Regions from separate parts of the Homo sapiens genome. Here region 1 is linked to region 2. The links are chromatin contacts, found by Hi-C or POLR2A ChIA-PET in ENCODE. All regions are on one chromosome and are shown on one strand. The core of a region is the stretch at or near the end of the contact, and the rest is flanking DNA. Distances in the headings are between cores, read along the strand shown.

What was found. A loop is a pair of places that touch in the nucleus more often than their neighbours do. ChIA-PET counts read pairs that join two places held with the same protein, here RNA polymerase II (POLR2A). Pooled maps may share reads with other maps.
Region 1: a pooled map shows a loop between it and region 2 (3-fold over the local background). The contact joins two enhancer-like sites. A Hi-C loop is called at or near these places in 1 of 168 maps with a recorded cell type or tissue (posterior vena cava) and 1 of 50 pooled maps. POLR2A ChIA-PET finds 5 or more read pairs at or near these places in 2 of 52 experiments (OCI-LY7 and activated T-cell).

Annotation. Positions count from the first base shown.
Region 1 is chr4:3,224,690-3,230,975 of GRCh38, forward strand. HTT (huntingtin) reads left to right here. Exons shown (of 67, transcript NM_001388492.1): 57 at 972-1,054; 58 at 3,926-4,056; 59 at 4,191-4,320; 60 at 5,198-5,353. Among named protein-coding and RNA genes, the nearest start is that of MSANTD1, 21 kb to the right of the region's middle. Within about 2 kb of position 1,827, at least 15 of the 41 ENCODE cell types and tissues checked have a DNase peak (open chromatin) inside an H3K27ac peak, as active enhancers do.
Region 2 is chr4:3,043,740-3,050,150 of GRCh38, forward strand. It overlaps the pseudogene RNU6-204P and HTT-AS. Among named protein-coding and RNA genes, the nearest start is that of HTT, 28 kb to the right of the region's middle. RefSeq lists an enhancer at 3,971-4,330. Within about 2 kb of position 3,877, at least 14 of the 41 ENCODE cell types and tissues checked have a DNase peak (open chromatin) inside an H3K27ac peak, as active enhancers do.

The sequences.
Region 1 (6,286 bases), core at 577-3,076, 180 kb after region 2:
CTCAAAAGTATTTTAGCGTAGAGCTCTGTGATTCCGTAGCTATTTAGGAGTTTAAGCACCTTGAAGGCTTTAATTGCAGAAAGTTCTATGTGGACGTGCAATGTGTTATACGCAGTGTCTATGAGACTCAAATGTTTATTAGGGCGTTGAAGTAAACTGAGCACTTGGAGGGCCATGGATCCAGCCTTCAAGGAGCTCATAAGTCAGGAGGACCCAGGAGCAATGACCTGTCATAGAAGGCAGAAAAGAGGGGCACAGAGGTGGGTGGGAGGCATACACAGGCAGCTCCTGGAGCTCCAAGGGGAGCAAGTGCTTCCAGGGAAGGGGGCGTGGAGGCCCCTTTGGAGGAGGCAAGTTGATCTGGGGTCTGGCAGAGGGTTAGCTGGGGACATTTAGCGGGAGGCTGGTGCCCGGGAATTGGGGGGATGCCCAGCAGAAAGACATGAGGAGGCTGGCCTGGGGCGTGGGGGGGTGTGAAAGGTTAAGTGGGGGCATTATCCTGCTCCCGCTCCTGCCGGCTGTATCTGGTCAGCCTGGGCACCGAGGTGGGGTTCTGGAAGGCACTGTTCACCAAAATGCTTATCTGGGTCCCCCAGAGAGCTTGCCTGCCTGGACTGTCGGCTCGCCTGCAACTGCTGACTCCTAAGCTTTTGCAGCTCAGCCCACAACCAGTTCCTATTCACAGAGGTGGGAGCTGAGGGGTGACAAGTGACTGCTGCAGTCTTATTTGTCATAGAGAAAAAGTGACAGAGTCCAGCTTGCCCACTGGCCCTGCCAGCTTAACTGGTTATAAAGTGACAAATCCCCAAGACCCACAGGGCTCTGCACAACCTGGGCCCTCCTGCCAGTGGCGGCGAGGGCAGGTGGCTCACGGCTGGGTGCCTGTCTGGGCAGGAGCTGGGCTGGTATGGGGTGGGCCTGCGGCCCTGCCCCCCTGTGCAGATCAAGACTCAGGGTGCTGGTGTTCACAGGTGCCCTCATCAGCCACGAGAAGCTGCTGCTACAGATCAACCCCGAGCGGGAGCTGGGGAGCATGAGCTACAAACTCGGCCAGGTCAGTCTCGCGCCCCCGCCGCCTGGCCTCTGTCCGTTTCTGTCCTCAGACTTTGGCGCTTGACACACCCAGGAGAAAAGCTCAGTGCACTTTTTAAATGAAAGGAAGTTTTCCTTTTTTTTAAAAAAAAATTTAATGTTCATTGTTTTTATCTGTTTTATTCCTAGGTCCCGCAAGCAGAGGAAGCATTAGTTTTGTTTTTATTTATGTTCTGTATTCCAGAAAGTAGTTAAGAGACCTCACATGTAGCGATAGAGATGTGTGTAAGAGACAGTGAGAGGGCGTGACTTGGACTTAAGCAAGGACCGTGAGACACAAAAAGGGGGGTGAGGACAGAGTGGAGTCAGCTGAAATGCTCAGGAGGAAGTAGACGCCATGAAGGGCCATGGTATGGGGGGCCGCAGGCGTGGCCGTGAGTGTCCCTGGGGCCAGCTCTTGGGGGGCTCCCTGAGTGTCCCTGTCCCTGTGGCCAGTTCTGGGTGGGAGCCCCGTGTGCAGGCAGACAGCTCGGCCACTTCCTAGCAGGTCACATTGGTCTGTGCTTCTGTTTCCTCCTCAGATAAGTGAAGGGATTCAAGGGTCTGGGTGTGGTGGCTAACACCTGTAATCTATAACATTTTAGGAGGCTGAGGCAGGAGGCTTACCTGAGCTCAGGAGGTTGAGGCTGCAGTGAGCCATGATTGCACCACTGCACTCCAGCCTGGGCAACAGACCAGTACTCTGTCCCTTAAAAAAAAATGTAAACAGAAACGTAGGGCCATTTGCATATGATGGCACATGGCGTGGAGCCCTACAGGTGTATGCTGGGCGGGGCCCGGCTGTGCTGGCCGACTTGCACCTTTCCCTCCACCCCGGTGCTGTGTCTTTCGCTCACCGGGTTCCTGATTTAGTGAAAGCAGTTGTGCAGGACAGTTCTCTTTGTAGCTTTTGTTTCTGTGGAAATGGGTCAGAATATGGTGTTTAGAAACACTTATGAGCTCTGAGAGTTTCCTCTTCTGAGTTCCTGGCCTGCAGCCTTCACAGCAGAAACCCTGTGATGTCACAAGCCTGTTTCTGTTCCCTGCTCTCTGCCTGTACTGTCCTGTTTTGTGCCTGCCGGTTTCAGTGACAGGAAGCAGGGAGCTACTGGACCAGCCTGTATTTTTCTAGACATAGTTGGAAAAAGAAGTCCCACTCTTCTGTCCTTTCACCTTTGACAGATGTTTCCACCCCAAGATAAGTGAAAATGACCAATAGGATGCACTGTATTTTTCATGAAAGTGTTTCTGAAGGGCAGGCTGAGAGTGAGAGGCCTGGGGCTCACTGGGTGCCTCTGGCCTTGTCCTGGGCCCAGGGACACTGGTCTGTGCCCGAGGTATTCCCTATCCCCCCAACCCCGCTGCATTTGGCCACATCCTTCAATGTTTGCGTTGTGTCCAGCGTCCGCAAACCAACTGTCATGGGATCATACTGGGGCTGAAGTACGGTCCCACCCCTGCCCTGTCTGGGGCTGAAGTACAGTGCCACCCCTGCCCTGTCTGGGGCTGAAGGACAGTGCCACCCCTGCCCTGTCTGGGGCTGAAGTACAGTGCCACCCCTGCCCTGTCTGGGGCTGAAGGACAGTGCCACCCCTTCCCTGTCTGGGGCTGAAGGACAGTGCCACCCCTGCCCTGTCTGGGGCTGAAGGACAGTGCCACCCCTGCCCTGTCTGGGGCTGAAGGACAGTGCCACCCCTGCCCTGTCTGGGGCTGAAGGACAGTGCCACCCCTGCCCTGTCTGGGGCTGAAGGACAGTGCCACCCCTGCCCTGTCTGGGGCTGAAGGACAGTGCCACCCCTGCCCTGTCTGGGGCTGAAGGACAGTGCCACCCCTGCCCTGTCTGGGGCTGAAGGACAGTGCCACCCCTGCCCTGTCTGGGGCTGAAGGACAGTGCCACCCCTGCCCTGTCTGGGGCTGAAGGACAGTGCCACCCCTGCCCTGTCTGGGGCTGAAGGACAGTGCCACCCCTGCCCTGTCTGGGGCTGAAGGACAGTGCCACCCCTGCCCTGTCTGGGGCTGAAGGACAGTGCCACCCCTGCCCTGTCTGGGGCTGAAGGACAGTGCCACCCCTGCCCTGTCTGGGATGTTTAGCCCCTAGATGCCACTGGACTGAGCCGCTACTTGCTTTTGGGAAAGAGGGGTGGGGGTTAGGGGTCTGGGCGAGGGGAGTGCAGGGGCTCCTCCTTGGCCTGAGAGCTGTTCATACAGACTCCTCGCCCACTCCCTGCAGGGTGCTGGGTCCCAGGGGGGAAATGGCCCTTGGTGCCAAGAACGTGAGTTGGGGCTAGTGCCAGTGATGATGGAGAACAGCTTTTTATGGGCACACAGCCCACAGCACTGTGCCAAGTGCTCGAGGCTTCCCGAGAACCAGGCAGAAAGGAGGACAGTCGAGGTGTGCTGACTGCGTGGTGGCTGCGTGATCTAGAGCGCGGGTCACAAAGGCGCGAGGGAGCTCTGGCCTTGGGTTTACCGCAATGACTGCCAGTGCGGGAGACTGGAAAAGGAATCTCACGTATTGGTTCCGTGTTTTGGGGACTCCATTCAGATGTCACTTAGGAGTGAAAGCATCCCTTCGTAGAGCCTCTTTCTGTGTCACCCTCCTCAGCTGCTCCTGGGGTTGACTGGCCCCTGATTCATGCCTTTAGCATGTGCTGGAGCTTCCCAGCAGCTGTCCAGCCCCTGCCCCACCCTCTCTGTGGGCTCCCTTGCCCGTAACCTGGGGTGTCTGAACGACCCTTGCTAAGGGGCAGACTGTTAGACGGTAGGCATGTGCTGAGTCCCAGTGGCCACACCCACCCACCAGGAGCCTGGCACTGTGGCCGCAGCACTGAGCAGTGCCCCGTTTCTGTGGCAGGTGTCCATACACTCCGTGTGGCTGGGGAACAGCATCACACCCCTGAGGGAGGAGGAATGGGACGAGGAAGAGGAGGAGGAGGCCGACGCCCCTGCACCTTCGTCACCACCCACGTCTCCAGTCAACTCCAGGTTTTCCAATGGCCTTTTTCTTTTTAACAGAAATTTGAAATTTCTTATCAGTCATTTGATTTGTTTGAGGTGCTTCTTGAAATGAGCCTCTCATCTCATGTACTTGGAAAATACCCATCTCGCATATTCCACAGGAAACACCGGGCTGGAGTTGACATCCACTCCTGTTCGCAGTTTTTGCTTGAGTTGTACAGCCGCTGGATCCTGCCGTCCAGCTCAGCCAGGAGGACCCCGGCCATCCTGATCAGTGAGGTGGTCAGATCCGTAAGTGAGCCTTCCCATTCCCCTCACACCTGCACGTGCCACACGCACCACACACGCCACACACCCCACACACACACACCGCCCACACACATGCCACTTGCACACACACCCCTCATGCATGCAACACACACACAGGCCACACGCACCATAGACACCACACACACATGCCACATGCACACACATACACGGCATGCACCATACACACAACACACACAGCACACATGCCACACACACACGCCACACCACATGCACCACACACATGCCACATGCACACACACTCCACATGCATGCACCACACACACACACACACACCACACACACCACATGCACCACACCACACAGGTTACATGCACACAACACACACATGCCACGTGCACACACCCCACACACCACATGTATGTGCCACACACAGCACACAACCACACACATGCACCACACACATGCCACATGTGCATGCACCAGACACATGGCACACACTACACACACGCCACGTGCACACACCCCACACACATGTACGCACCACACACATGCCACACACACATGCACCACACACATGCCACATGTACACACATGTATATACACACCCCACACCACACACACACCACTTGCACACCACGCACACACACCACATGCGCACACACACACCACATACGCCACATGTACACACCATACACACACCATACATGCACCACGTGTACCACGCACCCACACAGACACAGCACACGCATACACCACACACACACGCACACATGCGTCCCGCACAGTAATGTCTCTTGGGTGTAAGAACACGACTTGCCAGTAGTAGCGTTCTGGATGCGTTGCCTGGATTCTAACAGCGCGATTCTCCCCTTGCCCTCCTGGTTTTCCACATCTCCAGCTTCTAGTGGTCTCAGACTTGTTCACCGAGCGCAACCAGTTTGAGCTGATGTATGTGACGCTGACAGAACTGCGAAGGGTGCACCCTTCAGAAGACGAGATCCTCGCTCAGTACCTGGTGCCTGCCACCTGCAAGGCAGCTGCCGTCCTTGGGATGGTAAGTGACAGGTGGCACAGAGGTTTCTGTGCTGAAGCCACGGGGGCCCATCTGCCTTGGGACCTGGTGTTGGCCAGAGGTGCCGGGTGCGGCTGCCTCCTTCCAAGAGTTGACCCGAACCGGACTCCACGGCCCACGTGAGCTGCAGTGCTTCTCAGATGGAGGGGGTTCAGCGACGGTCAGTGCCATTCACAGGTCACTGTGATGTGGGTTGTGGCGGCCAAGCCATGGTTTGGGGTCCCGTATCCCTGGGCTTATGACATCATTGTAGTAGCCCATCCCCACAGAACCACGGTGTGTGGTGGCGCTGAGGCATCGTAGATGGTGGAAATGCTACTGGCTTCCCCATGCTCTGCCCTGAGGCCTGACTGCCTCACTCCCCTTCTCAGTTATGTTCCAGGCCCCCCGAGCTTCCTGGCTGGACAGCTTCTCTCCTGGGGGCCGTTTTGTCACAGTGACCCTGTGTTTCTAGTCCCAAATCTGGGTGCTATAGTCTCTTTTTAGCGTGGTGGTTGTCTTAGTCTTTTTTGGCTGCTACCACAAGTTACCTTAGACTGGGTAATTTATAAACAGTGGAAATTTACTTCTCACCGTTCTGGGGGCTGGAAGTTTTCATGGTCAAGGTGCCAGCAGATTTGGTGTGTGATGAGGGCTGCTCTCTGCTTCATAGATGGCATCTTCTGGCTGGGTCCTCACGGTGGAAGGAGTGAACAAGCTCCCTCAGGCCTTTTAGAAGGGCCCCAATCCACAAGGGCTCTCCCATCATGACCTCATCACCTCCCAAGGCCCCACCTTCTTGTACTGTGGCACTGCAAATTAGGTGTCAGTGTAGGAGTTTCAGGAGGGATAGAAACATTCAGACCATCCCAGCGGTCAAGTGTTCATCCTCTTGAGTTCCTCCTTATTCTGCTTCTGGTTTATCAGGATTCAGCC
Region 2 (6,411 bases), core at 2,627-5,126:
CGGGACCCCTGTCCAGTAGCACTCCCTCCATCTTGCCTGCTGAGGAGGAAACTAGACCTGGGAACCGACCAGGGTTGCAGGGCCCAGGGCCCGAGGGCATCGTTCATACCCTGGGCTGGTGGCTATGGAACTAATAAAGTCCTTTTTGTTTCTTTGTTTCTTTTTTTGCTTAAGCTAGTCTGAGTTAAATTTCCCCATGCCCAAGTGAAAGCTTTGACTGAGAGAAATAAACCTAGGCCAGGATTTGTACACAGACCATTTGGTAACTTGTTCAATTAACATGTTGAACATCTCATTTTTCTCTTTCTGTTTATAAGCAAGCATGTATGTATTGAAGAGAACTTTGAAATTAAGAAGAACAGTGCTCGCTGTGGCAGCATATACACTAAAACTGGAATGATACAGAGAAGATTAGCATTGCCCCTGCACAAGGACGACACACAAATTTGTGAAGCGTTCCATACAAAAATATATTTAAAAAAAGAAAAAACACAAAATCTCGTCTTTAATATTAGCTGCTGTGCATAGGCAATCCGTATCAACATTTTGTTTGCTATTTATATAATTAATATAGTGATTTATTTCTTTCCATGTCATTTGGCTGCTTAAATTTTTAATGTTTTTTTTGAGAGTCTCGCTCTGTTGCCCAGGCTGGAGTGCGGTGGCGTGATCTCGGCTCACTGCAACCTGCATTCAAGTGATTCTCATGCCTCAGCTTCCCGGATAGCTGGGATTACAGGCACCACCACCACACCGGCTAATTTTTTTTTTTTAGTACAGATGGGGTTTCACCATGTTGACCAGGCTGGTCTCGAACCCCTGGCCTTAAGTAATCTGCCCATCTCAGCCTCCCAAAGGATTACAGGTGTGAGCCACTGTGCCTGGCCTGCTTAATCTTTTATTACATATTTCAGTCATCCATGATATTGTGAAGTTATATTTGGTTTTCGTTCAGTCTCCTGGCATATATTTCCCCAAATCCTTGGAATCTTCAAAGTGATGAATGTCTTTTTTGTATGTTAATGAGGTGGCTGGTGGCTCCTAGACAGCTTCAAGATAGGAGGTGGGGCTGGTCACCAGAAAGAAGAAGGTAGGGTTAGAAGGTTGGGACTCAGCCCTACTCTTGCCCTCTGGGAAGGGAGAGGGGCTGATGGTTGAGCTGATCGCCAATGGCTAATGATTAAATCATGCCTATGTGATGAAGCCTCCATAAAAACCCAAGAGGACAGGGTTCAGAGAGCTTCCGGGTAACGTGGAGGTTTCTAGAGGGCAGCGCACCTCCCTTCTACGGGGACAGAAGCTCCTGTGCTTGGGACCCTTCCAGAACGCTCCCTATGCATCTTCTCATCTGGCTGTTCATCTGTATCCTGTAAAATATGCCTTGTAATAAACCAGGAAATGTGTTTCTCTGAGTTCTGTATGCTGATCTAGCAAATTAATTGAACCCAAGGAGGGGGCTGTGGGAACCCCCAATGTTTAGCAGGTCAGTCAGAATCACAGGCCAAATAACCAGGGGCTTGCAGTTGGCATTGGAAACGGGGTTCAGTCTTGTGGGAACTGAGTCCTCGATCTGTGTGGTCAGGCGCTGTCTACAGGTAGATGCCGTCAGACTTGAATGAGAGGACACCCAGCTGGTGTCCGCTGCAGAACTGATTGCTTGCTTGTGGGTGGGGAGAAGTATTCTGTGTTGATTCTTGAGTGAGAGAACAGGAAAAGGACACTGCGCTTTTCCCCTAGATCCTCAGGGTGGCTGAATATACATATGGAATACGCTGTAGGAGGAGTTATGAATATCTGTGAGGGGAGCAACACCCAGTGTGCAGTTAGCTTCATGCCTCTTCATGGGTCACGTGTTCAAAAAATGTTGGGGTTAGCGTGATCGGAGGATGTGGTTTTCCTCCCTCTGACGTCAAAAGGTGAAGCAGAGGACACGAGAACCCTCACTGCACCGCCTCTGGAGACGGCCACGGCCACTGCAGGCTCTGTGGTCTCTTACCAGGAAGGGAAGCATTGCCTGGCCGTGGCCTCAGATGATTGGCTAAAGGCAATAGAAGAGTGAGATGTCTGTTCTTTTTTTCTAGAGCTGGTTTCTGTTTATTCTTTAGGAAGGCATTCCAGTGAAAGGGTATTAAGGAAGGGGCACACTGAGGCGAGTCTGACCTGTCCTGTCACGGCCAGGAACTCAGTTTTTAAGGTTTCTCTGAGGTCTCCTCGACCAAGAAGCGGTCCGCTCAGTTGGCAGGGGTTTTAGGATTTTCTTATGTACCTCAAGGGAGCAGTAAACATCACATCATAATTTTTTTTTTAACAAAAAAGCACAATATGCACTCAAAACAGTGTTTGAACATTTTAAAGAATACATATTATATACCTCTGTTAAATGAAAAACTTCAGCCAAATTAAATTTAAATGAGTTTAATTGAGCAATGAACGATTCACGAATTGGGCAGCCCCCAGAATCACAGCAGATTCAGAGGGACTCCAGGGATACCTCGTGGTCAGAACAAATCTATAGACAAAAAAGGGAAGTGACATATAGAAATTGGAGGTGAGTACAGAAACAGCTGGGTTGGTTGCAGCTCGGCATTTGCCTTATTTGGACACAGTTTGAACTCTCAGCAGTGTACGAGTGAAGTACGGCTGCTGGGATTGGCCAAGACTCAGGTACTGCCACAGGTGCAGACTCCCAAGTGAGGATGTCAGGGTTTCAGTCTTGTCTACCAATTAAGTTAGGTTGCAGTTCGTCCACAAGGACTCAAATAGAGAAGTATGGAGTCCTTCTCAGGCCATATTTAGTTTGCTTTAACAATTCCACCCTTTTGGTCATTTTCTCAATTTTGAGAGATTGACCAAAACTTTAGTCATTGATGTCACTATCACCATCGTAAATGTACTTATTTGGTCCTGAAACCCTCTGAGAAACAGTAGAACAGTGAGTTTTGCAAAGGTAGGAACAAGGACTGAGGGTACCTCCTTATGCTGGAACGTCCTGTTTATAGGGGAATCTGTTAGGATCTATGTGTTTCCTTAAAGTCTTAGTTTGATTATGTCACATTTAGCATGAGTGACTCCATTTTTGTTTGGCTTAGTCTGTTGGGACATAGTGCATGAGCTCAGTCCAAAACAATGGCCTCCCATAATTTTATTTTAATAAATTCCCCTTTCTGTCCAGGTTCTCACTTAGGTGAGTGTGGGCGGCAAGCCACCCAGCTGCCAAGGCAAGACCCCGAGGGCACAAGCTGTTCCAGTATAATAAAAAATATATATATAGAATAAGAATAGTTATACTAGGCCGGGCGCAGTGGCTTACGCCTATAATCCCAGCACTTTGGGAGGCCGAGGTGGGCAGATCATGAGGTCAGGAGATCGAGACCATCCTGGCTAACACGGTGAAACCCCGTCTCTACTAAAAATACAAAAAATTAGCCGGGCGTGGTGGCGTGCACCTGTAGTCCCAGCTACTCGGGAGGCTGAGGCAGGAGAATGGCATGAACCCGGGAGGCGGAGCTTGCAGTGAGCCGAGATTGCGCCACTGCCCTCCAGCCTGGGTGACAGAGCGAGACTCTGTCTCAAAAAACAAAAACAAAAACAAAACAAAACAAAACAAAAAGAATAGTTATACTAGAAATAGATTATAGATATGATTAGATATGACTATTATCAATCATTAGTTTGTGGCATTACTCTATTCCAATATTATAATAATCTTTGTTCTACAATTATAACCTAGGAAAAACCAGGCCATACAGAGATAGGAGCTGAAGGGACAGGGTGAGAAGTGACCAGAAGACGAGTGTGAGCCCTCTGTCACGCTCAGACAGGGCCACTAGAGGGCTCCCTGGTCTAGTGGTAATGACAGTGCCTGGGAAGGCACCTGTTACTTAGCCGACCAGGGAAGGGAGTCTCCCTTTGGCCAGGGGAGAGGGGCGGAGGGGTTAGAGAAGACTCTGCTCCACCATCTCTTGTGGAAGGCCTGACATCAGTCAGGCCCGCCCACAGCCATCCGGAGGCCTGACCATCTCCCTGTGATGCTGTGCTTCAGCGGTCACGCTCCTGTTTCACTTTCATGTTCCGCTCTGTACACCTGGCTCCATCTTCTAGATAGCAGTAGCAGAATTAGTGAAAGTGCTAAAGTCTTTGAAATGCATAGAAGAAATAATGACGTAGGCTGTCTCCTCTCTCTCTCCGCCTCGGCTACCAAACAGGGAAGGGCACCCTGTCCGGTGGACACGTGACTTGCGTGACCTGACCTATCATTGGAGATGACTCACACTCCTTACCCTGCCCCCTTGTCTTGTATCCAATAAGTAACAGGGCAGCCAGGCATTCGGGGCCACTACCAGTCTCCGTGTCTAGGTGGTAGTGGTCCCCTGGGCCCAGCTGTCTTTTCTTCTATCTCTTTGTCTTGTGTCCTTATTTCTGTGATCTCTCATCTCCGCAGGTGAGGAGAAAAACCCACAGGCCCAGTAGGGCTGGACCCTACAGGCGAGAGTGTGACCAAAACTTAGGGCCTTAGCACCACTCTCAGTTACCATCGTTTTGGGTTTCTGGTCTCAGCACGTCATTCATAGGTTACGGTGTCCTCATGGTCACACATTTCTTTCAGCTTCTGCCATTCCAGTTGAAGAGAGACCATTTGTTGTTCTAGAGATGGCTGCATGCAGACATTTAAAACCTTTGAGAGAATGCAGCGCACCAGGGAGACTATTATTATGATTACTGGGAGGATAATACCAAGAGTTTGCAGTATGCTCCTTACCCAGGGTCCCTATACACCAAACCACCCCAAATCAAATAGATCAGACAATGAGCTAGATAAGAGGCTACTCACTCAACTAAGTGGCCTTTTCATTAATCTCCCACAACTGAATCTCTATAATACCTGATGTATTTCTCCCTAGGCCACAGGTGCCAGCAGCTGCACAGGTACTACTTTTCTGTTTAGTCAATTCTATTATTTAGCATACCTTTCACAAGGGAATTGAAAGTCTGTTGTGTAACTATAGCCTTTACAGTAGAGTCTGCTATACAGCCTATCATGAGGGATACATTTCTGGTTATGGCCTCTTTTACTCTAAACCATGGAAAAGTGATGCCCTTCTGGAAGAGTAAAGCCCTCCTGGCAATGCCCTCTTTAACCCATAGTGTGGGTTAAGAGGAGTGAACCGATATTCTGTTTCTGACTGATTACAGGCAACATATGTCTCATTAAAGTTTCTCACCTACACTGGACCTTCATCTTTTATCTATCAAAGTATAAAGTTATCCGTGTATAAGGCTGGCTGCAAAATCCTTCACAAATGAAAGTATACCCCATAAGTGCACACAACAGATCGTCTTTTCATTTCTATTATTCATAGAGGCATAAGCAAGGAACAGATACTCAAAGATAAGAGTCTCATGGCCAGGCGTGGTGGTGCATGCCTGTAATCCCAGCACTTTGGGAGGCCGAGGTGGGCGGATCACCTGAGGTTAGAAGTTCAAAACCAGCCTGGCCAACTTGGCAAAAACCCATCTCTACTAAAAATACAAAAATTAGCTTGGTGTGGTGGCAGGCACCTGTAATACCAGCTACTCGGAAGGCTGAGGTATGAGAATCGCTTGAACCCAGGAGGCAGAGGTTGCAGTGAGCTGAGACTGCACCACCGCACTCCAGCCTGGGTGACAGAGCAAGACTCCATCTCCAAAAAAGAAAAAAAAAAGAGAGTCTCATGACAGTAGAAGTCTTGATCCACGATCTTAGCAAAAGCCGTTCACATCAAGGATGCCATCTTCTGGGGAGAGACTTCCTTGGCTTTACCTTAAAGGTTCCAATGGGTGTACAGTTCCAGGAGTGTGGATGGACCCTTCTCAGTTGTGAGATTATGAACCCAAGTTTCAAGATCCCTAAGTTTTGTTGCAGTGCGGATGGCAAGGACAGTCTTTCTCTGATGTTCTCAGAAGATCCAGTCTTCGGGTTCTAGAATGCAAAGGGTTTGACCTCAGTGAACCATAGAAAAATATACTGTAGCATAATAACCTACTGTTAAAACATCAGCCCTCTTAACATGCGAGAGCTTTTATACAACCCGGAAAACATGCATTGAAAATGACGATTGAATAAAATCCCTTTATAAAATATGTAAATAGCCCAGGGTTATAAACTATTTTAGCAATTTGTAAGTTATCACACACACACACACACACACACACACACACACACACACACATATACACTTTTTTTTTTTTGAGATGGAATCTCTGTCACCCAGGCTGGAGTGCAGCGGTGCAATCTCGGCTCACTCCAACCTCTGCCTCCCACACACCAATGTATTTAATTTGGATTACTTTATCTTTTCCATGATGAGTCACGAAATGCAGAACTTTTAATAACAAAAGCTTTAAGGACTCAGGAAGGACAAGGTGGCCGTC